6 separate regions of the Mus musculus genome follow, and all the other regions are linked to region 5. The links are chromatin loops, found by intact Hi-C in ENCODE. Cell type or tissue: left cerebral cortex. All regions are shown on one strand. Region 1 has its middle 90 kb from the start of Gpm6a. Region 2 has its middle 110 kb from the start of Wdr17. Region 3 overlaps Spcs3 (signal peptidase complex subunit 3 homolog (S. cerevisiae)). Region 4 has its middle 60 kb from the start of Gpm6a. Region 5 holds the start of Gpm6a (glycoprotein m6a). Region 6 overlaps Gpm6a (glycoprotein m6a).

What was found. Peaks named below come from ENCODE experiments on the same cell type or tissue, not always from the same donor. Only the 100,000 strongest peaks of a DNase experiment are listed, where the experiment ranks them.
Region 1: a loop joins it to region 5, with 3 times the contacts of the local background. A loop is called at or near these places in 4 of 42 quality-filtered maps.
Region 2: it touches region 5 in a loop (5-fold over the local background); 2 of 42 quality-filtered maps call a loop at or near these places.
Region 3: it touches region 5 in a loop (2.8-fold over the local background); 2 of 42 quality-filtered maps call a loop at or near these places.
Region 4: it touches region 5 in a loop (2.1-fold over the local background); 6 of 42 quality-filtered maps call a loop at or near these places.
Region 6: a loop joins it to region 5, with 3 times the contacts of the local background. A loop is called at or near these places in 4 of 42 quality-filtered maps.

Annotation. Positions count from the first base shown.
Region 1 is chr8:54,862,433-54,867,432 of GRCm38, reverse strand. It overlaps a transcript of Gpm6a not described here. Among named protein-coding and RNA genes, the nearest start is that of Gpm6a, 90 kb to the left of the region's middle. In left cerebral cortex, no CTCF peak of the experiment used is centred here; DNase peaks (open chromatin) are centred at 2,627 and 2,981; H3K27ac peaks cover 3,457 bases.
Region 2 is chr8:54,827,738-54,832,737 of GRCm38, reverse strand. It overlaps a transcript of Gpm6a not described here. Among named protein-coding and RNA genes, the nearest start is that of Wdr17, 110 kb to the right of the region's middle. In left cerebral cortex, a CTCF peak has its summit at 2,770 (motif pointing right); DNase peaks (open chromatin) are centred at 2,476 and 2,766; H3K4me3 peaks cover 403 bases; H3K27ac peaks cover 1,289 bases.
Region 3 is chr8:54,522,433-54,527,432 of GRCm38, reverse strand. It overlaps Spcs3 (signal peptidase complex subunit 3 homolog (S. cerevisiae)), which reads left to right. Exons shown (of 5, transcript NM_029701.1): 3 at 906-982; 4 at 2,377-2,492; 5 at 4,038-5,000. The coding sequence ends at 4,170. Among named protein-coding and RNA genes, the nearest start is that of Spcs3, 5.1 kb to the left of the region's middle. In left cerebral cortex, a CTCF peak has its summit at 2,830 (motif pointing left); no DNase peak of the experiment used is centred here.
Region 4 is chr8:54,892,665-54,897,664 of GRCm38, reverse strand. It overlaps a transcript of Gpm6a not described here. Among named protein-coding and RNA genes, the nearest start is that of Gpm6a, 60 kb to the left of the region's middle. In left cerebral cortex, no CTCF peak of the experiment used is centred here; a DNase peak (open chromatin) is centred at 2,661; H3K27ac peaks cover 633 bases.
Region 5 is chr8:54,953,776-54,958,775 of GRCm38, reverse strand. It overlaps Gpm6a (glycoprotein m6a), which reads right to left and starts at 4,048. Exons shown (of 7, transcript NM_153581.6): 1 at 3,461-4,048. The coding sequence starts at 3,497. In left cerebral cortex, a CTCF peak has its summit at 2,700; DNase peaks (open chromatin) are centred at 3,204, 3,649, 3,895, 4,577 and 6 more places; H3K4me3 peaks cover 5,000 bases; H3K27ac peaks cover 4,900 bases.
Region 6 is chr8:55,031,468-55,036,467 of GRCm38, reverse strand. All of the region lies in intron 1 of Gpm6a (glycoprotein m6a), which reads right to left. Among named protein-coding and RNA genes, the nearest start is that of Gpm6a, 79 kb to the right of the region's middle. In left cerebral cortex, CTCF peaks have their summits at 4,381 and 4,583; DNase peaks (open chromatin) are centred at 854 and 1,961; H3K27ac peaks cover 2,335 bases.

The sequences.
Region 1 (5,000 bases), 91 kb after region 5:
AGGCATGAATATCTGAACTCTGAGCAGTCAGGAGAGGATGATATCAGAGGGCCATGGAATTGAGACTATTTTGGGCTACAAAATGGACCCAAACCTGCCTCTAAACAAAAACAAGCAAACAAACAAAAAAACGCACTAAAATCATAAGCCTTTAGAATATTTAAAAGGAGGACAGGCAGGAAGTCCACTTCAAAAGTCAACACACATCACCCTCTTGATATCCAAGATAGATTTCCAGAGATGGTGAGTGTTGAAGCCTAGCACCTTAAGGTGTCCTTTGCAACTTGTTTCTTATTTCCTCTTGGGCTGAGGAACATTCCAACTTCAGTGTAAAGCCTCCCTCAAATGGTTAAACTGTAGCCACTTTCCCTTCATTCCTCATTCTCTCTACTAATTCACTTCTGTCATACAGTGAACAGATTGAAACTCTGCATGGAAAGAAAAACTAAACTGAGCAGTAATGAATAATACATTGAAAGAAAAACAGTAATATCCACTCCTATCAGCAAAGCCCATCATACTCACAAAGGGGAATCTTCATGATTTAGTATCAGAATTCCTATATGCTACTCTCCAGTTTTGTGTTTTATACCAAATATTAAATGTTTCCTAAAAGTGCCTATGATACACATCAAAAATCACCAAAGAAGTTCATTTCAGCCATTTCAAAAAGTATACAAATATTATATCTTAATTTTTTTCCTAGTTCAATTCACTGAAAGAAATAGACATCATAAAGAAAGCAAACGTTTTCTCTGCCCTCCAAAGTTCAGTGCTTGACACCCAGCAAAATTTGAAAGGTAAGCTGACAGAGAGTTACCAGGAGAAAATGGTTATTAAATTTACTCTTGGAGGTTTACCTAAACAAAAACAAAAACAACCCCCCAAAAAAAGAAACAGTGTGAAGTCCAAAAACATTGTTACATTCAATGGTTTACATGCCATTTTAATAAAGAATAATAAGTTGTGTACAATAGACAAGACAAAAGAGAGAAGGATTATGTGTGGGAAAGAGTGCTATTGAGTGACCAAAAAGACTCCAATGTAAGTCTGATCCAGAAAGCTCCCACTCCACAAATGGGGAAGCCATCCAAGTACTAACCAGGTTCAATCCTGCTTAGCTCCCCAGACCAGACAAGATCAGGAGCATTCAGAGTGGTATGCCCATAGAAGTAGGGATCTGTCTCTGTTGCCTATCTTTGGATCCCTTCCCCCTAACTGGCATGTCTTATCTAGCCTCAATAGAAGATGGAGCTAGGCCTACTGCAGCTTGATATGCCAAGGCAAGTTGATACCCATGAGAGGCAGCCCCTTCTCTGAGGAGAAAGGGAGGGGAAGAAGCAAGTAGGGAAGGAGAAAGAGAGGAACTGGGAGGAGAAGAGGGAGAAGAAGCTGCAACCAAGTGTAAAATAAATGTATAAAGTAATTAATGGGAAAAAAAGAAAGCCAAGACTGTATCTCTAACTCTAAAGCAGAACAAGACTGTAAAATAGCAAAATCAATCATAATTAGCTACAACTCCGTAATTGTATAGTGTACAACTGCATAGCAAGGATGACAAAAAAGGAAATTGAGAAATTACATCTACAGTGGCTTATCATATTAACCAGGACAGAACTTTGCACAGTGAGAAGAGAAACCAAGCAACCTCATACAAAATGGCATACTCTAACCTAGTAAGGTCACATTTCAAATGGAACACCCTGCAGGCTATCACCATTCCCAGGACCTAGAGCTCTATTAGAACTGTCTGTTATTCTTTTTCAGTATCTCTCTTTTGGTATATTAAATATGTTTATTTTTCCTCTACTATAATATAATGGACTTTTAGTAATGATAAATTATAGGAAGTCCATTATATTATACAAACTGGTGAAAATATAGGTTTTTATAACACTGATTATTTATATTTCTCCCAGGAGCTGTTTTTGAACTAACAGTCTAAATTATATCAAGTAGCACAGGATGTACGGGCATTTTCATAAGATTTATGCCCATTTATTAGGCAAATTCAGGCATGATAGAGAGCTTCTCTGTGGCTGTTGCTTCTTAATTGCTCTCAGCTCAAACTAAACCTTACATCAAAGTGGTACACTCTTGATGCCCTTTGATATATACACACACACACATACATACACACACACACACACACACACACACACTGAGTTTTCATTCTGTTTAAAAATGGGAATCTTGGGGAAATGTCACCCCTTTTCATTAGATTGTGGAAATGGAATGCTCTTTGTCCTTGCAGCATTTAAGTGGAGCATTTTAGCGAAGATAAAGTGACTATGGACATTTGGATTTTCTCAATTAAATTGACACAGTTGGTATGGAGTGTATCCCCTTGTCTCTCTGCTTCCCTGAAGCATTTGGGAAGCAGAAATAACATTTCAGCAGGGATTTCTCTTGGTAATGAAAATTGCAGAATAGTTTCAATAACAGTCAACATTAAAATCCATTAAGTCATCTTTCTTATTGTGCTCAACATCATCAAATTCAAGGACTGAATGAATGGCCACAGCTGGATGCATGAGACATTGAAATTCAAGAAGCAGCACCATTGCATCAGGGATAATGAGCCTGAGAAGCAGTTAGTGGGTGAAAGATATAAAGTCATCACTGAATTTTGATTGTAGCTCGGCAGTCAGACAAAAAAGAAAAAAAAAGACTTGAAATTTTACAATGATTCCTTAAGCATAGATGTGTATCTAGAGGACAGGGAAAGAGAGCACATATAATTCTGCATGTTTAGCAAGGAACACTGGAGAAGAAATTGATAATTTGACTTTGGTCTTTTCTTAAGGCAAGATCATTCTAAAGCAAGGGAGGTTTCCGTTTTATCAGACCAATCAAAGAGGGAAAAAAATGTTCAAACTCCAGTGCTCTTATTTTTCTCTCCTCATTATTTTTATAGACTGTAACCATGGTGATATTCAGAACCGCAGCTCTGTTCCTTCCACAGCTTCTAAGCTTGAATATCTATCTACAGATCACCACCTCCCCCACAGCAGCCACACTCAGAATCCTTGGAAATGTACTTTCGCCTTGCTTTATGTCATTCTCTTGAAAGTCTAAAGAAGCCAATTTGATGTTGCTGATCTAGGGAGACCATCAAGAAGACATCTATTCCTTCTCAGGGCTGTAGGCACAGAACTGCTGTTGACATGGGTAAAAAATTTTACCCTGATAAGAATGCAACTCGTGTGTGCCAGGTTTGGAAGATACTCAGAGGAAGAAGGGGAAGGAAGGATGGGGGAAGGATTGTGGGAGGGGGTGAATGGAAGAGGACAGTGGGTGGAAGTAAAGTGGATAAGTAAAAAAATTAATTAATTAATTAATTAATTGGAAAGGATGCAAATCAAGCTGATACATTTCAGCTGTGCATGTTATAGTCACTGAAACAGGCCAAACTGATAGGCATGGCATCTTTGACCTGTCTTTCTGATTCTATCAAGGTGTAAAATTACCCTTTAACGTCATGTCAGAACCACCATTTACCATAAAGACAAATAACCTGTGACCATTACTGCTAGCCAGCTCTCACTAAACGTCATAAGTGTAGCTCACCTCTAAGGCAAGTCAGCTAATAAGCTGAGTGGATGATGCTTCAGTGCTGCTTCGAGTTCCCTTATTGCTCTACTATCTTTAATTTATCATGCTGCCTCTTTATGGTAAACCTTTCAGAACATTTGCTGCCTTAGACCTAGGGTTTTTTTAATCCCTTTATGATATTCTTTGACACTCACCTACAAATGAGTACATCTGCAAGGAGTTCATACTGTTATAAGAATTATCTAATCTTTATTTTGCTTCTCTTCTATCTCACACATTCCTATTCTCCCAACGCTTTTCTTCAAAATTAAAAACTATACATTGTTTTATGTACATAGACTTTTTCCTGCATGGGTGCATGTGCATCTTGTATGTCCTTAGTGGGTATGGAAACAAAAGAAGATATTTGATCTCCCAGAATTGAACAGATGTATGGTTCAGAGCCACCATGTGAATGTTGAGAATTAAACCCAGGTCTTCTGCAAAAGAAGCAAGTGCTCTGAAACACCAATCCCTCTAGCCTGCCCCTTTAACCTATTCTTCTTATATTTTAGTTTTGTGTACACATGTGTGCACGTTCCTGTGGGGAGCGTATGTGGTATATGAGTATATGCACCACAGGCTGCAGGAATATTGGGAAGCCAAATGATAACCTGGCGTGTTGCTCCAGTATACAGTAACTTTAATGTTTTTCAGAGCTGATGAATAACTTTATTTGATATCTAACCCTTCTAAGATCATTCTTTTATACAAATACAAAATGACAGAAGGAAATTGAGGTCCACTTTAAAGCCTACTAGAAATCCTGTCCTAATACCAGGCTGAAATTCATTTAATAGCTTTTTCTGAAAATATTCAACTCAATTACTCAAGGAGCAATATTTATATTCAAGCATTCTAGCAGAAACCAAATATATACCCTTTTTTACAGGTTGAACAATAATGGCAGGAAAACATTAAAAAAAAAAACTTTGATTTATGTAATGAAACCATTTTGCCTTTTAGGGGATCAGAACATTTTGAATGTACCATAAGAACTCTGAAATTCATATCACACAATACTCTAAAGTCATGGTGCTTCCAGCAATGTTGACAGGTTCCACAATGGCATAAGACATGTACAGAAGGAAGGGAATGCTTTGTGCTGGAAATCAAGACTGTAGCAAAGTGGCATGATGTAACACACACGACACCTGACAAAATACCATATACTTGGTTTTTAGTTGTGTTTTAATCAGTGAGAGTGTGAAGACCTTACACTGTTGGCAGATTCTTTACAACCTCCCACAAGCAATGCAGAGCTTGGAAGCTGTGAGTTGAAGAGGATGATCCATAAGAAATAACCACACCTTTAATGAAAGAAGAGGGCAAGGATTTGAAAGAGGAAAGGGGGTGAGGTTCATGAGAGGGTGTGGAGGAAGAACACTGGAAAGAAAAATGATGAT
Region 2 (5,000 bases), 130 kb after region 5:
CCCAAAGCCAAGATGAGGCAAGAATGGGAAAGTGCTCCCATAAAAATCACAAAACTATAGTTACCTAAACAGACAAGCATAATGACAACTTCAGTTCATACACCAATATAAACTGTGGAAATATTACAAGGCTCCATCCCTATCTGAAGAGCTGAAAGCCATCACTGTCTCCCAAGAGGAGATAAAATCATCTCTAGGGATGTGCCTTCTGATAGGTTGTCCAGTCTCAAGTAGTCAACTCTAAACTCATATGCATGTGAGCAACACTAAATGGACTATTTCTCTCTGTGTGTGTGTGTGTGTGTGTGTGAGAGAGAGAGAGAGAGAGAGAGAGAGAGAGAGATAATAAAGAAGTCATACATTTGAAAGAGAACTGAGTAGACACAGAAAGTTGGAGAAAGAGAGAAAGAGATGGAAATGATAAAATCAATATTCACTTATGAGATTCTAAAAATAACTAATAATTTATATGAAAAGGTAAGCCTTTGATAGGAGGTTCAGTTTTGTTTTCTAATCACTTATTAAGGCTAGAAGATACTATGATGTGGTCACATATATGAGTGTTTATGGAACACAGAACAAAATGAAATTATAAAGTTAGTTAAAATTCCTTTAATTTAGATTATACAGATTACACAGATATAAGAAGTTGAATTTCGCTAAAATCAAAATCAATTTAGATTAATTAAAGAAGACTGAAAATATTACTACATGCTTTAAAAACTCTCACTAAGCCTTTTCCTCGTGTTTAAATTTAATGAGTTAATGGGAATGGTTGTAAATAAAGATTTGTAAAACTCTAACAAACATCATCTGAATGGAAAGTTAATGAGGATGTTAGTGTTTTCCAACATAAAGGAATGGATCTCAACAAAAACAGAGCACCAAAACTCTGTAGGGTTTCAGAAAATTTATTAAGCAAGTGAAACCCATTCATTAATGTTTTGCCTTATGGCCCATTCTCACAGTGAGTTAATAAACACTAAGTAATGCTGAAATTATTTCAATCTTCCTGTATCAGTTGAAGTTGTTAGAAAAGGGGGGGCAGGAACAGTATTGGAAGGGACAGGAGCAAAGTACAGAGGATCAGGACACTGAATAGAAACATGTAGCAGAGAGGGATGGGGAACTGGGGTAACCACTAGAAAGTCCCAGACTCCAGTGAAGCAAGAAGCTCCGAAGAGCCAATGGTGATGATTTTAGCTGAAATACCCCAAAGAGGGGAGATAGAACCTGTAGAGACCACCTCCAGTAGAAAGGACCCCAGTTGAGAGATGGGGCCACCCACGTATCTCAAAATTTTAAACCCAGAAATGTTCCTGTCCAAAGGAAAGACGGGGACAAAAAAAATGGAACAGAGATTGAAGGATAGGTCATCCCGGGACCACCTCACCTAGGGATCCATATCATTTGCAGACACCAAACTCAGACACTATTGCTGATGCCAAGAAGCAGTTGCTGGCAGGAGCCTGGTATAGCTGTTCCCTGAGAGGTTCTACCAGCACCTGACCAATACAGATGCAGATACTTACAGCCAACCATCAGACTGAGCCCTAGAACTCCTATGGAAGAATTAGAGGAAGGACTGAAGAAGCTGAAGGGGATTGCAAGCCCATAGGAAGAATATGAACTAACTGGACCACCCAGAGCTCCCAGGGACTAAACTACCAACCAAAGAGAATACATGGAGGGAGCCAGGAATCCAGATACATATTAGCCGAGGATGGCCTTATCTGACATCAATGGAGGGAAGGCCCTTGGTCCTGGGGAGGCTTGATTTCATAGTGAATAGGATATTAGAGGCGTGAGGCAGGAGTGGGTGGGGAAGCACCCTCATAGAGGCAAAGGGAGGAGGAATGACTTGGGGGATTGAAGGGGGTAACCAGGAAGGGGGATATAATTTAAAATATAAATGAATAAAATGATTAATAACAAAAGATCAATAGCAAAAAAAAGCTGGAAAATATAATGCTGAAATTTAGATCTTGGTAAGAGTGTTGTAGTTAAAATACTAGGCAGAGAGATAAAAATAACTCGCAACACCTATTATGTTCATTTGGCCAGAAAAGGTCTCTTTGAGCTATGTAATATCTGCAAGCACATGGTCCATAGGGTACAGTAGCAATGTGCAGATGGTGCTAAAACAGAGCAAATGGCAGATAAATGCAGAGATGGGGAGATAAAGATGTCAGCACGCACAGAACCATGGTGGAGAGGAATCTAAGAGAGGCTTCAGAACAGCAGAATGAGAGGAGACTAAATTGTTTAAAAGAAAGGAAAGAAAAAGTGAGGGAGAAAGGGAAAAAGTGAGGGAGAGAGGGGAAGAAGGGAGGGAGGGAGAGTGTGAGTGAGCAAAAATGCATATACACATGGAAGCTCTGCTCAGCTTCCTTTGAGGAAACCAATAGCAGAGACAACAGAGATTACTGCTGGACTTGAAGCCAGATCAGAAAATCAGTGAAGAACGAGTAGGTGCCTATTAGTAAATGTGCTTCCCATGTGTGAGGGAGTGGGTAGTGTATGGTCTCACTGTTCCTCCTGAACCTCGGACATCTCAACTCCTATCTCCACTGAAACCCATTAAGTATGATAAAAGTAGTAAAGAATTTTTCTAATTTTTGAAAAGCTGATAAACTTAAAACACAGCTAGGTCAGATCATTTTTCTGTATGCATCATACTGCTGTCTCAATATTTCAGAGCGTCTGCTCTCCCGTTTGCTCTGTTTCATTTTCATCTGAACATTAGACATTTTTCATGTGATTTCCACAGCAACCACTAGAGGGAAAACAGCTACTGGAGAAAGAAAAACATTTTAAAATGTTTACTTGTTTCATAACCCTTAAAACCTCAGAAGCAAATGATGTGTTCAAAATGAGCAACTGAGAAAAGCATACCAGAAATCCACATGATTTTCAAATTATTCACAATAAATATTGGCACTCTTGTTAAAGCATATATTCCGCAAAGGCTTTTACATTCATTGCCTCATTTGTTTTTCCAAAATGAATGGTAAGTATAGAAGGCATTACCTACCACACAACAGTAATAATAAGCATACATTATTCATATAAAATATAAATTGTTTAACCACCTAACAGCTCCGTTGTTCATTATTAAAACTCAGGCATGAGTATTTTTCCAAGTGCACTGTATTTTCCATTTTGTAGGGTTTTATTTTCTATTGTTTTGTGGGCTTTTATATCTTGTAAGGAAAAATGAAAACCGACTGCATCTCTCGTCCTGTTGTTTATTTTTCTCAATCTCATTGGGACATAATACACATTTGGGTAACTGCTAAGTGTATGAATGCATTAGCATATGAAACAGAAGGAGGAAGCCCCGCTCCTTCTTGCCAACATTGTTACTAAACACAAGATGCTTGTGATGGGGTCACAGTTGACTTCCTAAGTGCACTTCATTTGAGGGTTAGTAACACTGAACCAATTGTTTGTAGCTTAGAAGACCTATGAAGAAGGGTTGTTCTTTGTGATCCCTTCTCTGATTTGGTATCTTCATGTTGTGGACTACTCATTTGTGTAGCCCATCAGTCATGGGTTCAAATTATACTTCCTGTTGTGATAATACAAGGTGTTGGGGTTTGGGAATGTATATAATTAATCCCAGAATGTGATGTGTAGTTGTGAATGGAATAGGCTATCTCATGAAAAAGACACCAGTAAAATGATGTTTTACTGACTTCCCTGTTGGCTATAATGAGAGGAGAGACATTTGGAAGAGAGGGGTCACCACGAGCCAGCCTACTCCCCAGAACTGTGAGAATTCGATGTCTATCCTTTAAGCCACACAGACTCTGGCTGAAATTAGCTATAGACTTTCAGGTGTTAGTTTCCTCAGCCTGCCAAAGCATTTTCCTTGTTCTGTTCACAAAGCTGCATTTGGTGGCATAAGGCTTGGAATGCGGATCTGGAAATCTCTTCCCCACAACTAAACTTCTTTCTGTGCAACTAAGGAATTATTCAGCAAGACATAAAACAAGAAACTAATTCAAAATTCCACATGAGCCTAACATATCTCAACCTATTTTCCGAATAAATACTCAGTGTGGAAAGTTATCAATGTATGATATGATTACAAAGAATTTTTCTTTTCCTTTTTTTCTTGCTTTTCTGTATTTTATCTTATTTATAGTAAGAAAATAAGGGTTTTTTTAAATAAGAAAAATGATGTATTTTTTTTAATTAAGAGTCAAGGGATATGTATTTTTCATATCTCTCCTTAAAATGGCATTCAGTTATGCTTGGCAAACATTTTGTATAAACATGGTTGTTTATCTTCAATTTGAAAAATGAATTCATTAAGCACTATTACACTGACTGTGCCTAGCACCCCTGTCTCTTCTTATCAAGGCCTGACCTCAGAAATACATTCCTTGGAACCAATAAAGAAATAAGGGCGTATCTGCTAGCTCCTGGAATCCACCAGCAATTTGATTTTAAAGGCAGGAGCAAGGTTAAGGTAAGCTGGCAGCGCTCAACAGCACTCTTTCATTCTCCACATTGAGCACATCCCTGGAAAAGGTGGCATTGTCCTCAGTGAGCTTTCAAAGTATATGGTTTCCTACATTAAGATAGTTGGATGATGAGGGGAGGGGCCACATGAGGGGGCAGGAACTGGGAGGAGAGGGAGACTGTGATTGACATGTAAAGTGAATAAATAAATAAATAAATAAATAAATAAATAAATAAATAAATGGGAGAAAAGGATCATTGGGTGAAATAAAAACTTACAAATCTGTACATGAAATAAAATTCTTACTATTAAAATAATATGTAAACACCAAAACGACAAATTGTTTAGTTAAGAAAAAAAAAGGTAAAATTTTACTGTGAAAAAGCTTATCATTAAGAAAAGTGTAGGGGGGATGTTTAGAGCAATGAGGCAGGAGTGGGTGAGTGGGTGGAGGAGCATCCTCATAAAGGCAAAGGGGACAGGACAGGAAGAGGGGAGATGGGATGGGGAGTTTGTGGATGGGTAACTG
Region 3 (5,000 bases), 430 kb after region 5:
AAAACTGGCTTGTGGGGCATGCCTATAACCCCAGCACTCCAAAGGAAGGGGCCAGATTTGAGATTGGAAACTCCTTATTGTGTTTATACACTATCAGTCTTATAGTTTGTTCAGGATTTTCTTAATATCTCCTCATATTTGAAATTGTCCTTTTCGTTTGTAAAGAACTGCTGTAGACGTCTCTATTCTGAACAATAACTGGTAGTGGGTATACTTTAAAATTAGAGTGTGATAAGCCTATCAATATGTACATACATATACAATTAATAATTTATAGATAATATTTAATAGAAATTCTCATGTTAGCTCTTCTCAGTGTGGCTTAGTATTGTAATCTCTTCTAGTAGTACCTCTCCAAGATGAATGGGACCCTGTTGGTGTTTCTTTACTGCCACCGCAGTACCCCACACACTGAGACACTGTGATCAGGACTGATGTGTAGCCACATCAACTTGTATAGAGTGCTGTGCTTGGTTAACTGCTTGAGCTCAGTGCGCATATGCGTGTTAGCTACTTTGAATAGTGAGGGTTGGTTCTGCTTTGGAGCTCTTCCGAAACTGTTTTTCTCCGAAAGACTAAGTCCTCATTCTTTTGAACTCATTGGACAGAATTAAAGTTTCAGTTGCTTATGTTTACTTTTTTCAATAAGTAAGTCAGCTAGTTATGCTTACAGGAAGACCGGGATGGTAACCTACACACACACACACACACACCCCTTTGGAATGGGCTAGATTTTACAATATATGTATCCAGTATTTCTGTTTTTAATTAATGTTGGTACATTCGTGGTCTGCCTGTTCTGTTTTGTTTCAGTGTTCATGGAGCGATAGATGTTTTAAGAATAAGGTTTGTTAGAAAGTTGTGTGCTGCTGTCCAGTCTTTAGAGTCCTTAACTGTTGGCTTACATCTAGAGAATATATTTGATTGGAATGTTAAGCAGTTATTTCTTTATTTATCTGCAGAGTATTCAACAAAAAATAATGTAAGTACTTATCTAAATATATTACAATAGTTTCCTTTTAAACATTATTTCTTAGGAAAGAATGTAATTTCAAGAAATTACTTGTTGGACAATTAGTCCTCTCCTCAAGGGTTCCACGGATTGTACCCCACCCGCTGAGGTTGTCACTGACCCAAGAAGATACATTTTTATGTATTCAGAACATCTGACCTTCATAGCTTAGTTTAAAAACAAAAAACAAAAAACTCAAGCTACCAGAGAGAAGGCTGTAGTGAGGAAGCTTTCTGTCCTGCAGTAGCCTGTTTAAGCTCTGTGTGCCTTGTAGCTCTCTAGCATTAAGGGCCCAGAAAGGTGTGCACGCTGTGACAGCAGGCTATTTCTTGACTCCCTTAGCTTCTCTTATAGTGCTGATAATGAAAAGTATGGAGTGGCTTACTTAATATATCAAGTTGAGATACACACAAGTAAGACATCACTTCTATGTTGCTGCCAAAAGCAATTCTGTTTTTCATCATTGTAGGTAGGTGTGACGATTTGGATAAGTATGTCCCCCACAGCCTCCTGTGTTTGAATGCTTGGCTATAGGGAGTAGCACTGTTAGGAGGTGTGGTCCTGATGGAGTAGGTGTGGCCTGGTTACAGGAAGTGTGTCCCTATGGAGGTGGGGCTTTGAGGTCTCCTATGCTCAGACTCCACCCAGTGTGGAATCCTGTCTCCTCCTGCTGCCTTTAGATTAATGTGTAGAACTCTCAGCTCCTCTAGAACTGTGTCTGCCTTCAAGCTGACTAGCCTCTGAAACTATAAGGCAACCCCAGTGAAATGTTTTTCCGATAAGAGTTGCCTTGGTCATGGTGTTTCTTTACAGCAATGGAAACCCTAAGGCAGTAGGTAATTTGTAATTACAGGTGGGTCTATATTTTATATGACCTCTAGGCAGCATGTTAAACAACTTCATATACTAATTTTTGAATCATATATTTTATGCGAGATATTTCATTAGACATCGGGCATACTAGGGTGAATAAACTTAAAAATCAACAAAACATTTTAAAGACAGCAGAAAAAGCTCTCCTTCAAAATAAGAGTTTTGATCTCTGCCTTTAAAAATCATCAAAATATTTTAAAAATAGAAAATTTTATAATAAGAGTATCTGCTGTATATAAATACTATTGAGTGTATCCAAAATTTATGAGCATCAATGTTACTTTTGTGGTGGGTATATCAAATCGTTTTTATAATTCTGCTTTACCTCAGTAAAGCCAGTAAGATAACACTAGTTTGGGATTAAATTATTGCTTTGGTGAGTAATCAGTACACTTCCATGCAGTTGTTCAGCTCTTTGCTTATTACTTAGGCTTTGGTTTTGAAGTGAGAGTGTCCCTGATGAGTTATCTAATTACTTTCAATTGATACAGGCTCTGAACCAAGTTGTCCTTTGGGACAAAATTGTTTTGAGAGGTGATAATCCGAAGCTACTTTTGAAAGATATGAAGACAAAGTATTTCTTCTTTGACGATGGAAATGGCCTCAAGTGAGTGCTTCCTTGTTGTTTTTAACATTTTAAAGTAATATTGGTAAGAGACTGATGAAATGTGTTTTTATTTTAAAGAAAAAAATACTGTTCCTGGGGAAATAGTAGCATTGACCTGGCATGCACAGGATCTTGTTCAACTTCCAGGAGAGTTAAGAAGGGAAGGGGATAAAAATGTTAGTACAACAGTTTGGGAGAAAAGTGTTTGTGTATTTTGAACTCAACTGAAAGACTGAGGGGGCTGGAGAGATGGCTCAGCGGTTAAGAGCACTGACTGCTCTTCCAGAGGTCATGCAACCACATGGTGGCTGATAACCATCTATAATGGGATCTGATGCCCTCTCCTGGTGTGCTTGAAGACAGCTACAGTGTATTTATATAAATGAAATAAATAAATCTTAAAAGAAGAAGAAGAGGAGGAGGAGGAGGAGGAGGAAGAGGAAGACCGAGGAAAGAGAAAAATTGGCATTGGTCATAGTAATCAATTCTCTAATAATGCTAAATGCTGTAATCACAATAAAAGTCCACCGCTGTTACAGTTTGCTTTCTATTGCTATAATAAAGCACCAGGAAACAAGGCTTACAGGTTACAGTTTATCATTAGGGGAAGCCAAGGCGAGAACTGAGGCAGACACTGGAGAAATGCCTCTCGTTAACTTCCTCAGTTTGCTTTCGTCTACACCCCAGACTACCTGTCCAAGGATGGCACCACACACAGCAGGATAAATCCTTCACATCAGTCATCAGTTATTAATGCCCCGTAAGCTTGCCTGCCTGCCAGTCTAATGGGGCTCCTCACTTGCAGTTCCCTCTCCTGAGATCACTATATCCTGTGTCATTGACAGACAATTAACCCGTGCAATAGCTGTTACTATTGAATATACAGGGACACTCAGGGGGAGGGTGCTTTCTCATGTGTGGGAGGGGCGCCACTGTTACCTTATAGCTCTGCTTTCTGAACTCGAGTCAGGAGCCTGCATGAGGAGTCAGTGTGGTGGGTGGAGACCTGGGATTCTAATGTTGCTTCTTTAACTTATTCCCCTCTCCCCTCCCCTCCAAAAATTCAGTTTACTCTTTAGAAGAAGAGGAAATCAGAATGACTGATGATTGGGATCTCAGGCCATTTTGACCTTTGCTTTATAAGATTTGAACTAATCACACCTTTGGATGTGCAAATAACATGGATTTTGATAGATTTTGATCTGCTTCAGTTTGCACCTCTAAATAATGGCAAAATTAGATTTCACACTATTGCCTTTTGATTCCTAGCCTGAGTCTCGTTTTCTCCTTGTTGTGTTCTATTCATGTAAGCTTTTTTTATTGGTAAATAGCTGCAGGTGTGAATTTATGCTGGTCATCTAGGCTACCTGTGAATTTCATGTTGATGTCTTCTAGTGCTATCTGTGGATTTCATAAAAAAATTGTTATGTTTTGTCTATTAGAAACAGCTAGTTACAGATGAAGTGTATGGCCCAATAGCACTTGATTGAAATTTTCCTTAAATGACAAGTTCTGCTAACCTTTGCTTATTCCATCCTTTTGTAGGGGAAACAGGAATGTCACTCTGACGCTCTCCTGGAACGTTGTACCAAACGCTGGAATTCTACCTCTTGTGACAGGATCGGGACATGTGTCTGTGCCATTTCCAGATACATACGAAATAACCAAGAGTTACTAAATTATTCTGAATTTGAAGCATATTTTTATACATGTTGAATTGCATCTCATCTCTTCCCGGTTTCTTCATTGATTTTTTTTTTCTTTTTTTTTTTCCTTTTTTGTTTGGATGTAAGAAAAACTCACGTCAGAAGACGCAGTTGAAGTGAAAGGTTCTGAGCTGCTTAAGCTTAGCTTTGTAAACAGACAGAAAAAGCCTCCCAGAGGAGAGTAGTTATGAAGAACGAGGCAACTGCATAGGAAGAATCTATCAGCAGTGTAGGGTTGAAACACGTATTTATATTATCTTACGGAATACAAAATGATCATAAAGGGCTGTTAGACATTCAGGTGTCATAAGAATTCTGAATTGTATCCTTTGTGTTCATGCAAGGCAGTTGTGACTTACTCATGGGCATTCTCTTATATCTCTAAGTGTATACACTTAGAGATCCTAAGTGTAGATGACTGGAAACTAGATGAATGTGGTTCTTTGAAGTCTGGTTTACAAACGAGCAGAGTGGTATAATTGTATCCCATTTCTTTTACAAAGCCCAATCATGCTTGCTTTCCTTAGGTGAGTAGCAGCTTTCTCCAAATGAAGAGGAAGAACCTGTTTGTATGCTGAAAAATCTAGCAGGCTCATTTTAAAGTTTCAACCCAGCCAAATGTGTATCTTTCAGTCTTTTCAGAGTGTTTCTTTGTGTATTTCTTTAAAATTTTACCTTTGCCATGCAAAGTTGAAAATGTTTGCATGGATTTCCTCCTGAACTGAATTGGTCCCACTGAGCTTGCCTCTGTGGTTAAGTACAGTTTGCATAGCTCCATACTTTTACAGTTGGAACAGTAGGG
Region 4 (5,000 bases), 61 kb after region 5:
TGACCAGTCCAAATTGGGATCCATCTCATGGGTGCTGGGGGAGGGCACCAAGGCCTGACACTATTACTGATGCTATGATGTATTTACAGACAGAAGTCTGACATGCCTGTCCTCCAAGAGGCCTACCCAGCAGGTGACCGTGATAGATAGATGCAGATACATACACCCAAGCATTGGACTGAAATCAGGGACTTCTGTGGTTGAATTAGGGGAAGGATTGAAAAAGCTGAAGGCAATAGCAACCCCATATGAAGAACAGCAGCCTCAAATAACTCAGAACCCTGTGAGCTCCCTGAGACTGAGCCACCACCAGGCAGCATACAGGGGCTACTTCAATGGCATAGGCACATAGATAGCAGAGCTCTGCCTTGCCTGGACTTAGTGGGAGAAGATGAACTTATTTCTTAGGAGACTTGAAGCCACAGGTAAGAGGGAGGTCTGGTGAGGGGAGCACTCTCTCAGAGACAAGGAGGAGGAGGAATGGGATGAGGAACTTTGGGGGGGGGGGAACCAGAAGAGGGCAATGGCTGGAATGTAAATTGAATGAATGAATGAATGAATGAATAAATGAATGAATGAATAAATAAATAAATAAATAAATTCAATTTTAAGCTTGACATGATGGGATACCAGGCTGACCTGGAAACAGTTCCTCATGTCCCAAAGTGCCTGGAGTTTTTACTTTCCACTGTTACTCAAACCAGGACTTTTACAGTTTGTCAACTAAGAATCAAATTTTCTCATCATGGCAATGGTTCCTGATGTTGTTTCCATTCAAGAAACTATATCTTCATAATCTTTATCCCCATCTTTGCCTGTCTGTCTATCGTGTTGCTGGAGCAGTTTTCCTCACTCTTCCTGTCCTGCTGAAACAAGAATTATTTTTGCCTTCTTTTAGGTATTTCTGCTCATTAGGATGTCATGGAGACTTCTTACCTCCATCTATGAAGGACTCCAAAATTACTCTGAGCACTCAACTATCACATTTTACTTACATACTTTTTAGGCTTTTTTCATCGGGCACTTACTGTATTGCTAGTACTCATGTGAGGCAACAAAATTAGAGATCTATAAAAATTTAATTCTTCAACTTAACCCTCTCTTATGTTTTTGCTTTGCGTTGTTGTGTCTCATGGATGATCCTTAAAGATCATTATCATTATTATCTTCTAAATGTACATTAGTCTAATTTCTAGGAAATGTTTTCTTTATTTTCTCTTTCCACTCATCCTTTGTCATGAAAACCTATTCCTTAAATACATTATTTTTTCCTTTCTTTTATCAATGGTCATTAAGGTTTTCCTATCAATAGACACATAAAAATTGGCCCATCTAATATCTAGTATCTTGGGCCTTGAACAACTGTGCTTCTCTTTCAAAATCTAAGTTTCCAATCAATAGAGATTAAAAGAATAGTTATTTTAATGATGCATTATAAATATAAAAATTAATTGTTCCATCATAGAACTTGTAGCAAATAAATAAGAAAAAAGATGGAGTTGTTTGGTGTAATGGCTCATGCTTTAATTCCCACCATTGAGAAGGCTGAGGCAAACAAACTTGGGCTGTGTATTAAGAGTCTGCTTCAAATTAATTTACCCAAAAAAGTTCTATTATTATTTTAGCTATGTCAATATTATATTTGGGGGCTTCATTATTATCATTTATTCTTGTACTATTATTTAGCACGATTCATTTAAACTCTAATATCTGATGATGTTTCTTGAATCTGTCTGTCTGCCTCTGTGCGTGCGTGTGTGTGTGTGTATGTGTGTTTGTGTGTGTGTGTGTGTGTGTGTGTGTGTGTGTGTGTGTGTGTGTAAGCCAGAGGTGAGAGTAGATGTTTCCTCTACCTTATTTTGTTATTTAGTGATAGGACCTTTTTTTCAGAGTTTACTAACTGGGTAGACCCAGTAGTCAGTGATCTATGAGTCGCCTTTCCTCTCCACTGCCTATGCCCTCCTCCACCTAGAACCGTGACAACAGGAGCTGATTACCACATCCAGCTGTTGATGGGAACTCAGGTTCTCAGACTTGAGCAGATCCAGTGTAAGACTACATGGTCTATCTAGAGTCTCTGTCATTTGTCTCACTTGGTTTATGTTCATCATGATTTATAGAATCTTTATTTTCAAAACGCTAACTTAATCTTAACAAGGAAGCGCCTTTCCTCCTTGATTTCTATGTATCTCTCACCTTTGTATTCCTTACCTGTTCAAACAGGTTTCTCTCTCCTCTTTCCATTCCTGCTTTATATGGAAACTGTTCTCTGTATCCCACCCATTTTTAAGCACTCATTTTAAGCTCATTTTGAACTCTGTTTCACCCAAAGATTGTCTTGTTATTTTGTTCATATGGATGCATGATGTGTTGAGATCTTCATGTAAAATTCATAGCATTGTCTATCTTGAAATGAATAGAGTTTTGACTGATTGGCCATTTTAACTCAGATCTGCTTACAGCTTTAGCTACAGAAAGAGATTTAAAAAAATGATACTGAGATTTCTTCTCCACTATTCCCAGACATGCTGCAACATTTCATTACCAAGGCACAATTAACACTTTTTTGTTGTTTGTTTCTGACATAGCCTTCCAGAGAAGATGTCTGGCTGGCTCATCCCACTGGGAATTTACAATTATAGTTTATGAAATAAAATCTCTCTGCCTCTTTCACCCTGTTCTCTACAAGTAACATATTTTATCATCTCTCATTTTTCAGTTACAGCTACATACATTCGCAGGTATGTGAAGCCCACATGCTGCTACAGTGTTCTGGGAACTATTCTGCACCTAGGTGTAAAATGGTACAATCTATGATCTACCTAGGCTAGCACTCTGCTCTGGACTCGCATCCTTTTCTGCATCTAGACACTTTCTCAATGGCTTGGAGAATGTCTTTGATTTCCTCTTTGGGGGCAGGGTTGGCTTTTTTCCAGGAAGCATTATAAAATCCTCATGTCACTGTAGTAAATTGCAATCCAAAATATATAAAACTGAGGCAAAGAGGAGGACTTAAATATTTATAAGAATCATATAATAAATTTCCTTGTTTGGCTTTCTCTTGAGAAATAAAACCTTTAATATTTCACATGGGATGTTTTATCAATACTCTTGTTTTTAAGTTAAATCATCACTTAGATTTCTTAAAATAAAAGTTCTCTAATAGTGTTTTAGGAGCACAAGGGTTAATATGTAAACAATGCCAAAATTTATGTGATAAATAAAAGGTGTAAAAAAGTTAATGCACTTGAAATGCAATAAATTAACATGTAGACAGATGGTATAACTTTCCTGTGAAAATAAGATTCTAAATTTTACACTTCTGTGAAACCAAATGCGATTATCAGAGTTCTTTCTCTAACAAGTCCTATTAGGATTGATGAAATTGCATCCCTTGAGTTTAGAAAAATGCTAATTAACTGTCATATAGTGCTAAACAGAAATTACTAGCTGGACAAATATATACCTCCTGATTTTATTTATCTTCTTGTGGGGAGGAAAAGATAAGATGCTAAAACATTTTCAAATTTTGGTTGGGTATAATATATACTTACGGCAATGGTGAATTACCTCAGTAGATGTGTAGACATGTTGGTTTTAAGATGGATAATGAAGACAGAATTGGAAGATCGCTTGGTGGGTTAATTGCTTTATGTGCAAGTCTGAAGACCAGTTTGGATGAACAACACCTACATACATGTTATGCATGGAGGTATTCACCTCTAACCTCAGCACTCAAGTCCCACAAGAAGACCAATCTGCAGAGGGCCTAAGTCAGATGCACGGAGACTTCCTGATTGTTCAGACTCTACAGGCCCCGATGAACCCAGGTGAGCTGATTCTGTGGGAGTTCCGGTACACGTCGAAATTGGAAATAATGAATAAAAGTATACATGATTTCCTTAGCTTAATGAGTTAATTTAGCAAAACTGTTGAATATCAACCTGTCTGTAACTCAAACATAAATGTCACAATAAGGTATTATTACATTAAATACCATGCCATTTTCAGTGTTTTTCTCCAGGAGTTATCACTGAGTTTCAAAGATTACAATTGAAAGTCATCACTGTATTTATTTTATTTTGTTCAAATATACTTAATTTTGTAAACATGTGACTTTATTCATATTTTTTAGAATATGTTGCTTTAGAATGACTCTAATATTTGGAATATATAGTATAATATAACTTTTTTCTTTGTTCTCCTCATGACTAATAGTCAATATGAAAAAAAAAAACACTTATAGTTTAAGAAGCCCTGAAACAATTATATTAAAAAATTCTAGGGTACCATAATGTTATACTTAACACACTATTTTTTTCCTTTTTTTTTAATTAGGTATTTTCCTCATTTACATTTTCAATGCTATCCCAAAGGTCTCCCATACCCACCCCCCAACCCCCTACCCACCCCCCCAACCCCCTACCCACCCACTCTCCCTTTTTGGCCCTGGCGTTCCCCTGTACTGGGGCATATAAAGTTTGCAAGTCCAATGGGCCTCTCTTTGCAGTGATGGCCGACTAGGCCATCTTTTGATACATTATGCAGCTAGAGACAAGAGTTCCGGGATACTGGTTAGTTCATGTTGTTGTTCCACCTATAGGGTTGCAGTTCCCTTTAGCTCCTTGGGTAATTTCTCTAGCTCCTCCATTGGGGGCAATGTGACCCACAATAGCTGACTGTGATCATCCACTTCTGTGTTTGCTAGGCCCCAGCATAGTCTCACAAGAGAGAGCTATATCTGTGTCCTTTCAGCAAAATCTTGCTATGTGTTTCTGATGAACTCCAACATCCTACAGACTTATTGGCATGCCTTTCTTCCAATATATCAAAGGATTTCAACAATTTAGTATTTACTAAAAAAAGAATAAAAAAGTGAAGAATGGGTTGCATAAGCTCAAGTAAATTGTCTGTAAGAACCAGAGCTAATTTGAGAATAATGAGCAGGAAAGATGAGGAACAGCAACTTTTCATAGACGAGAGATAATGGAAAGTCAAAA
Region 5 (5,000 bases):
TTTTCCAGATGAAACCAATCAATTGTTTTTGCATACCAACAAACTTCACTAATGGGAATACAAAATGTGTTCAATGAATATTTTCATATTTACTCTGAAATAAGTATTTTCATCTACTGAAATATATGTTAAATCCATATACTAATTTGTTTTGTTCACTAGACACGACTGGTTTGTGTAATAATATCATCAAATCTTGTGTCTCAATGGGTTTTATTGCTTGTTTTTAAACATTTATTTATTTATTTATTTATTTATTTATATCCCAAATGCTGCCTTCCTCTAGGTCCCCACCCTACAAAGCCCCTCACCTCCCCCTACCTCCCTCATTCTCTTCTGAGAGGGTGACAAAACCTTGATATCCCCCTCCCTGAGGCACAAAGTCTTTGCCATATTAAAAAGAAAATTATGTAATCTTTGCTCAAACTCTCTTTAAAACCAAAAACCTTTGATGGCATGACACAGCCAACACAGGCTGAAGACATTTTTAAAGAATTTGCTTTACTTAGCATGCTTAACCAAAGTGAGATTTTTTTTTAAAGGAAACATTAGAAACCCTTCAGTGCAATGAGATACTGTTGGTGAAGGCTGAAGAAAAGAAGTGTGCAACAGATTAAATGACTTCCATTTTAGAGTTGAATCAAAGCAGGGATTGGCAGAAGACAATGTCTGCTGAATTCACCCAGACTGAAATTATTCACCCTCCTGATCTGAATATGCATCTGGATATCACCTTTTCTGTTTGCCTTTTACAGACAATGTGGGGAAGGACACATAAATACAAAGAAAAACACATTTCTTATGGAGACCCTTTTAAGTCCTTAACCATCAACAAACTATCCTTCTCTGATATATTCAGTTAAAGTAGTGGATTAAATTTTACATTCTCATGGAATTTAAAAGGTTGTATGGGTAGATGGTGATACAAATTTCAATCTGTCTAAATTATAGCAAAGAAAACGTATTTGTTGCCACTTCCTCTGAGAGAGAATAATTTTTCAAAGTTACTGCTGGAAAAATGGATAACAAACAATGACATCACTTTCCTTGGTTGCTGCATCTGCTATGGCTCACCCAGAGCATTTAACCTGTTAGCACACTCTACAATTGAATTCAAGTGTTCATTTGGCGTAATGCTTATCTGTTTAATATAATCTGGTTGTCTTCGGTTTAAACAGAAGCAATAACATTAAGTACAATAAAAGATGTTAAATTAATAGAAGACAGGGAAATGCCTTTCAATCAAGAGAGTATGCTGGTATCAGAATCTGTATCGAAAATCCTGGGTGATTTAAGAAAACAAGAGAGGAGAGAATATAAAATGCTGCTTTCCTTTCCAGGAGATGAATCATTAAATCTGTCTACCTGAACCCTTAAAACATTTCCAATGATTTGATCTGCTTATCAAATAATTCCTCTAAAAGCAATCAATACAAAATTCACAATGTTTCCTCTCTATTTCTGTTCAAAGGTAACTTGACAAAATCCAACATGTTAAAAAAGTGCCATGGGTATATTTGAGGGGGAGAAAAGGATACTCAGGTATAAAGAGAATTAAATCCATTCCTCAGTTAAGAAAACAACCCGATCCACAGATATTTTACATAGAACCATCATGTACTTATTGTATACCATATAGATTGTTTTAATTTTAACATCGCTTTCCTCCACTATTGCTGGTCTATATGGACATATGTTAATGATAAGACACCCACTGAGACAGATCATCCTGTCAATGTTCTGCTGCCTCCCCTCTATGAACGATTTTTAGTATTGCCCGAGGAGGGAGGGAGATCATAACATCATTACATCATTTTTCTTGTTCTTGCCTCTATCATAGCTTGCTGAGAAACATTCAACCTGTTACCATGGTCCATAATTTAAGATTTTATTTAGTGTAATGAGTGTCATTTGTCTACTTAAAATGACTGAACTACTCTTTTCTTTGCTTAAGAAGAATATTTGACTTGTACAATCAAAAGATGTGAGAATAAGAGATTTATTCAGAAAATAAAGCAGTCCCCTGAAATGTCTAGTGTAGTATAGACAGGAAATGGTAGGGAAATTTACCCTTTAAAATCTCTAATAAACTCCTAAGTTATTTGTGCAATGACAAATAATGTTGGTGTTTTTATTTTAAAAGCTTAGTATTATAGTGATGCTGATTTTTATGTTTCTCTTCAAATGCCATTATCAATGAGAGCATAAGCTTTGAAGATTATTAGCTTATCTTTTATCTTTATTGCATATAGAAAACATTTACATACTTAGTCGTTGTATACAGGTGGATCTGTGTACAGCATGTTTACCCAAAGGGGTGTGTGGGTTTCGGTGTGTGTGTATCTGCCTGTGTGTACACATATGTATGTGTGTGTGTATGCTTCTGTGTGTGTATGTGTGTGTATGGTGTGTGTGTGTATATACTTAGAGAAGAGGGCAAGCATACCTGAACATTTTAACATGAGAAAGCCTACACTGAATCTCCACACTACCAGTGACATCATTAAAAACGCAGGTTTAAAACGAGAACAAATTTATATGCATTTAAAATCATCCTTGAAAACATCTCTTTTTAGTAATCCTCATAAATTAATTTCTTTATGTGTATTACGTGCTATGAGTCTTTTAATCTTAAGAAAATGAGTGTTTTCTCTAATGTTACATAAGCCAGTGCACAGACATGACAGCAAACACTGCCTCTACTGGGGTGAAAACAATTTCCTCGGAAGCCCCACTTGATGTATAAAAAAAAATTCTAAAGCTGTTTGAATCATTTGAAATGGGCAGCATTTGTCCAATTTTAATTTAAAAAATTGCCACATATAGACAGATATAACTAGAAAGCTTTAAAAATGAATCTGATATTTAACAATGATATAGGTATAGGTTGATTATAATCAGACATACGAAAAAAAAATCTAATGTCATTAAATAACCCCCCCAAATCAGTGAACCTTTGCTCCTTATAAATTAAAACAACACTGCATCCAGAAAAATAAATAAATTCAATGAATACCAACCATATTATACTACATGCTGTTGCTCTTTGTTCTATCAGATGGCTATGCAAAGGTATTGATAATGGTTACATCATCAAAATTTTAACTGCAACTTGTGCACCAACTGTGTTTGTACCTGAAATCTGGAATCTCGGAGCTTGGCTTGACAACCATGAAAACATGAAATAAATGAAGTCTAACAAAGACTGGACTAAAGATTAGTTCGACACACTGTACATATCAATATCAGAATATGCGTTTAGGTATTATACCTAGAAGATGTTCAAATAGTAAGGATCACAATTGGCATTACAGCAAGTGAAGACCAGAGGAAAAAGGAAGGGAGAAATGCCTTCCAAGAGGGAAAGATTCATTAGTCTCTCTGGCAAGTGTCTAAAGCAAACAAGGAAAGCACAAAATAATCACCTAGTTACAAATAAACCTGTTTTAAAGCACAGTACCTTTCTGTGTCTGTCCTTCTTCCATATTCTCTTCCATGGCTACCTTTCTTCAGGAGAATCTGGCGCACGGTATTAGTCAAAAGCTCAATTAGATGTCAAAAAAGCGTGTGCCTTTTTTCCCTGGGCAGCTCCAGCAGCAGTGGCTTGGGCAAGTCCTTGGAGCTTAGCTGAGGCTCCCTCGCGCCTCTTGTTTGCTTAGAGACTGGCTGTCAAGTGTAATTTCATTCAAATTACTCTTCCGTGAAGATTATCAATTTTTCTTCTCAAAGCTGCCCATTGTGTGTGCCACAGTAAGCAGGTACTCAAACAAACAGCCGGATAATTTTGGGAGGGGGAGTGGAAAGGGGTCTGGATTCTAGGAGCAGAGACACTGTGATTCACAAGCCTCGCTTTGCATTTAAAATGGGGGAAAGAAATTGAGGTTTGTGCTGAAATCTCGGCTTTAAACTGGAAGCAGGCTGAACTGTGAACAGACAGAGGGGTGTCCTCCTAGCATGAAGCGGACCACCAACCCATAATTCCCCCCTTTGCCACCACAGTGGGAAAGCCCGAATTCTCGTCGTGTCTTTCTGCTGCAGTAGTTTTTTCTCACCCAGTCAGATTCATTACAAAAATGCCCTTTCCTTTTACCTCCTCACCAAGTGTCTAGTTAATTTGATTTAAAGGTGCCAAGGAGGGATGTAATTAGACTATCTCGAGGCTGGTCTGTTAAAGCTTATTATTAAGATAGGACCTTTATTTCACGTCTTTCAGAATCAAGGAGAAATAAAAACATGGTTTTCAAAGAAATAAGTATAAATCTTTTGTTGTAATAAGTATTTTATTAAGTGGCGTAGGACCTTTACAGGTAAAGAGAAAAAGAATCGATGTCTTTGTAAATTATGATTAGTTTAGCCCACAAAAGCTGCCAATTCCGAGTGGGAATTTTGTGAAGGGAAAAATTCTAAGGGTGATTATTGGAGAATGGGGGCGACAAAAAGAACGAAAGGATTCTGGATAGGGAACAACAGGATAGCATTTTACAATGGGAATCTGCACTCTGATTAGGAATGCAAATCACAATGCTGCAGTCTGGCAATAAATTAGCAGTCGTGCTCAACCTATTGAGTGACAGGACACAAGTAGAGTCGCAATACTTCACAAAAGGTACAGGAAGAACATAAACACTGTCTGTCAAGGCTGTGTCAAGCTTTCCTAGAGTATAAAGGAAGACTCTCTTGCCTATGTTCCTCTCGAAACAAACATGCATATGGAAACACACAGAGCTGAATAAGCTCTTGCCCTTGATGGAAAAAAAAATGCATATCCCCGTTATCCATATAATATGCTTGCGTTATACGAAAATTTTCACATAGGTTGTAAGACATGTCAGCAGCATTTTTTCACACCACACTTTTAACTGTAAAATCACTTATATATTTCAAGGAAAAATGATCTGACAATGCTCCAGTTTATTTACATAAATGAAGAGCTACTTCTCTCTGATAATCAATATTTCTATTCTTTTCGTCAAATGTGTTTAACCCAAGGGTAACTGCGA
Region 6 (5,000 bases), 78 kb before region 5:
AAGCAGAGAACAGGTAGAGCATAATACTGATCCCATCACTGTGATTTTTAACACTTCAATCTTTTGATCTTATAATAAATGGGGGAAATAAGAGGATGACCTTATACTGTTCTTGTGATGATAAAATGAGACAATATATAAAAATAATACTGCATGACAAAGAACTCCATAAATGTAAGATGCTCTCATTACACATAATTCAACTTGAGAATGGCATTGATACTTCAGTATGAAATTAATTTGCTCCATATACACTTTATATACTTTTTGAAGATAACTATGTAATATTTTTAGTAGGTCTACATTCTAATTGTGTTCTGTCATATGAGGTTAGTCCTTAGACCTTTCAATGGCAGCACTGTATCAGGGCTAAAAAAGTTACATATTTGGGAGGAATTTGTCTTTCAGATTATAGTACTTTTTGGTCATTGATCCTTTATATAAATCTAAATCTTTAATTTTTTATATGCAATAACATGTAAAACAGGAGATTCAAAAGTTCCTTTGTGAAGTGACTTTATGTTTGGAGAATGAGCTAGTGTATTATTTGATAAAGCTCATTAAACAGACTTAGAGAATCATAACCCATAAGGTTTCCTTCAGAAGAAATTTGTACAGGAGCTCAACTACCTCCCCAGTTCTGTTGCTCTTTCTTGTGAAGCAACAATTATTTCCTGAACATGTATCCTACACACACACACACACACAGAGAGGGAGAGAGAGAGAGAGAGAGAGAGAGAGAGAGAGAGAGAGAGAGAGAGAGAGAGAGAATATGAATATAGGGAAGTAGAAAAGGTTAGAACAGCTTGAAACTTCATATAGTAGAAAAAATTCACCAACAGATGGCTGAGACCAGTGTGTGTAGTATCTGAATGTCATTGAGCCCAGTTTTGGTTAGAGACTAACAGGATGGCAGGAAAAAAACTAGACTATTTTCTTTCAATAATTTCTCCTTTCCATTTTCATCTCAGTAATTACTTGAAGGGGGAAACCAGTAAAATTAGTACTAACAAGAGGAATGACCTCCTAGTCTGTCAAGTTCACCAAATGGCTGCAATGACTTTGAATCTGAGTTTTGTGGTTCTGTTTGTTTGTTTGTTTATTTGTTTTCTATTCTCAAAGCATTTGATAGCCGTGGAAGGATTCTACTGCAGACTCCTTATAATGTTAAAATGAAATGCCGATGCTTAATGTAATCATCTGCTTATGAGCTCAAAGACAAAGAAAAGGTAATAAATATTGAATGCCATCGCCTTCACTTGATCCTAGAGCACAGATTTTTTACAGGAGAATAAATAGGAAACCAGAGTAACTTAAAAACAGATAAAATAAAAACATAAAATGGTCACTTAGGAGTTCTGCTTAATTTTATTCCCAATAAAATGAGAACTAGTTTGTACTTCATTCATCTTTAGCCCGCTGTGCATTATCTGGGCAATATTAGCTTCAGTGCCAGGCTTTATCTCCCCAAGAGAAATGTGCTCATGAACCCGAACATCCACTGCACATTTAACTTGCTAGCACCTCCCAAATTTAGAAACGCATAAGACAAACTCTAACACTAGGGAAAACCAAAGTTGAGGACCCTGAGTTAATACACAAAATATATCCTTATTCCATGGTTAAACATTGCCATATAAATTACTCAGAATGATGTTACCTTTGCTGACAAATACAAGTGCCTGTAAATTTCCATTTCTGTATGGCAGAAATATTCAGAGTAGAAAAATTTAAGTGTTGACCCTCTGCAAAACTTTTGTTCAAATTTAAATCCTTAAGTGCCTCACTGGGGACATATTGAGCTTGTAAAGGACTACATCCTCATCAAACTCATTCTTCCTAGGAGTCTGGGCAGAGTTGCCTACTGCATTTAAAGAAGTCTTTTTGAGCTCCCATATGGAGAGCCAGCACACCATTTCAGCATTCTCTCCAGCTGCCAGAATCCCACATAGTTGCTGGCAGGGGAGCTTCTTTCCACCCACAGTGAGAAACAGCTTTGGCAGATCAGTAGCATCACCATGGCAACCGTGCCTCTGGGCCAGGATGCACTCCCAATAATCACTGCTGAAGGCTGAGGATTCTGCTATCCCCCATCATCATGCTTTTACTGAACCTAAAGTGCAAAAACACTCTATTAAATGAATATTAATGAAGTATAGTAAGTGGGCTTCTGGCACTAGAGGGAATAGATTTCTTGAGAAAAATCTCTATAAAAACAGTAATGATCACTTTGTATATTTTCAACACTACATATTACGAGAATCAGGCCTTTTAATTCTCAAACAAAGCTAAGGTTCAAATATTGATAGAGAATTGGCATGCTATATCCATGTGTGCACACAAAAGCATTTATTATATCTGGTTTCTGGGAATAGCATCTCAAGTAAAATAATGGTATATTGTCAGATTTATGATGAAGATAAATATTAAAAGATTCAGAAAGCTTTGTTTTCAACACGCCCTTAAAAATTAGTATTTTTTCTCACAATTTAATGAGGGTATATAATGGCTTCTTCCAGTGTAAAATTTGCAAAGGAATCAGAAACTCCCCTGATACAGTTGTTTTAAAAAGATGTATAATTATCTTTTCATACACTATACAATCAGTTTACCTCTATTTAAATATTGAAAAATAAGCCCAGTGTTGGATTACAATTATTTCTCACACTGTACCAAAGTGAAAAGCAAAAACTAAATCAACGAGAAAGAAAAGAGTAAATAAGAGAAAGCTAGAAAACAGAAAAGAGAGACCAACAAAGTAAGGATAATCACACTAAAAATTAACTCATTGATTTGTTTTCCAGTATCCTTTATTGAGGAGATGTTTCTTTCTGTATTAAAAAATCCCTACCTTAGACATTATCCAGTAGGCAGAGAGGCACTTTGGTTTACAAGCTATCTAATCTTCTCCATTACATGCCCTCTTCCTCTCCCTCTCCTCTCTGCCCTTCCTCTCCTCCCCTCTCTCCTAGACCTCACTTTCTCCCTCTCCTCTCCTCCCCTCTCTTTTCTCTCTCCTCTCCCCTCCCCTCCCCTCCTCTCCCCTCCCCTTCCCTCCCCTCCCCTCCCCTCCCCTCCCCTCCCCTCCCCTCCTCTCCTCTCCTTTCTGTTCTCTCTCTCCCTCTTCCTCCCTCTCCTCTCTCCTTCCCTTTCCTCTCTCCTCTCCCTCCCTCTCCTCTCTCTGTCCTTCTCCCTCCCTTTTTCTCTCTCCCTCTCCTGTCTCCTCTTCCTGTCCTCTCCCTCCCTGTCCTCTCTCATCCCCTCTCTTCTCTCCTATCGCTCCCTCTCTCCTATCCCTCTCTTCTCCCCTCCATCTCCCTCTCCTCTCCTTTCCTCTCCCCTCCCCTCCTCTCCTCCCCTCCCATCCCCTCCCCTCCCCTCCCTTCCTCTCCTCTCCTCTCTCTCCTCTCTTTTCCCTCTCTTCTCCCTCTTCCTCTCCCTCTCTCTCAGTCAACAATACCATCTCCCATCTCATCTCATCTCATCTCATCTCATCTCATCTCATCTCATCTCATCTCATACATGATAACATCTCATCAATTATCTATCTCCTGTCTTGATCTATGGTGGAGGAAACTGCTCCCACACAGTCATTTTTTTCATGCTTGCCATTACCATTTACCCTTCACTTACTTTGTTCTGTACATTTTAGAGATTCCACATAGTAACTCAGTAGATTTTGATTGGAATTTTCATATTTATTTCAGAACTATAAGCCTTAAATTATTTTCTATGTCCTGAGAATAACTTTGTAATGTTTTGTTATTTTTGTTGATAACCATGTCATTTATGAATATTCTAAGTGCTATCTCTGTCTTTTCAACACTTGTACATTCTCATTTATAGTTTTTGTTATCTTACTCTGTTAAGTAAAATGAATGAAATGTAAAGAAAAAGGTATTTTGTATTTCTAAGGGACAAATAATATTATATTATTAACTTAGTGTTGGCTTCTTTATCTTTTTGTTTTGAATTCTAAAACATGATTTTCTATCACATGTAAGTTCTATTTATGATACTTTTCTTTTGGCATCCATATCAATATTTTTCTTATTTTTTTTACTTCATTTTTACTTGACTTTATTATTTTACTTCAAAACACAGCAGTCATGCTAATTTTTAATATGTAACTAACATTTTTACCTTACCATAAATTTTTATTGGACCCTTTTGTTTTTATTTGTCTACTAAGAATATAATGATTTAATCCTCATAGAGATGCCAGAGACGGTGCTAGTTGCTAAAGCTATGTAAATTAACAAAATCAATATTAAATAGCTAGAGGATAGATAAGGAACACATTGTTAAAATAGGATTTATGAGTGTTTATGAAAGTGTGAAGAAATTTGGGTAAAGAAGACAGTTCAGGAATATTAAAATTTTGATTTCAGACTTTGATAAGGTGGTCAGGGAATGAGTAAATGAGGCAACATGTGCAAAATATCTAAAAGATGTGAAGGTATATTAAATAAAACATCATAACAGAATTCTTTTCTTTAATAGAAGACAAAATGGCAAAAAAAAAAAAAATCTATACCAAGGTAAACCACTAAGACAAAGACGGAAATTGGATAAATAGCAATATAGGGGATTTAAGGAAGAAGCAGCCTTCATTACCAAGTGTGAGATGTGTCAATAAGAAGGGTAAAAGAGAGGTTGAAATTTCATAGAACAGTTAATATGAAACAGTTGCCTGAAAGTTGAGATGATAAGCTCCCAGCTACTCAGGGACCATGAAGTTGCCTTTTGATGATTGCCTGCCCAGTGGTCTAAAGCCCGTTCACTAAAGCTGCGGGGCAGCATGCTAAAACCTAGAAGCCCCTGAGGCCTGATGCGGAATTATGTTGCTCCAAGGAGTCTTCAAATTTCAAAAGGAAGACCACAGAAATCAATTTGTGTATTAGACAAATCTCAGTAATCGATGGCGGTCTTAGCATTATCTTCAGAAGTGGGAAATGAGAGATTATTGGCTCAAGTTAAAATATTAATAAACATATACA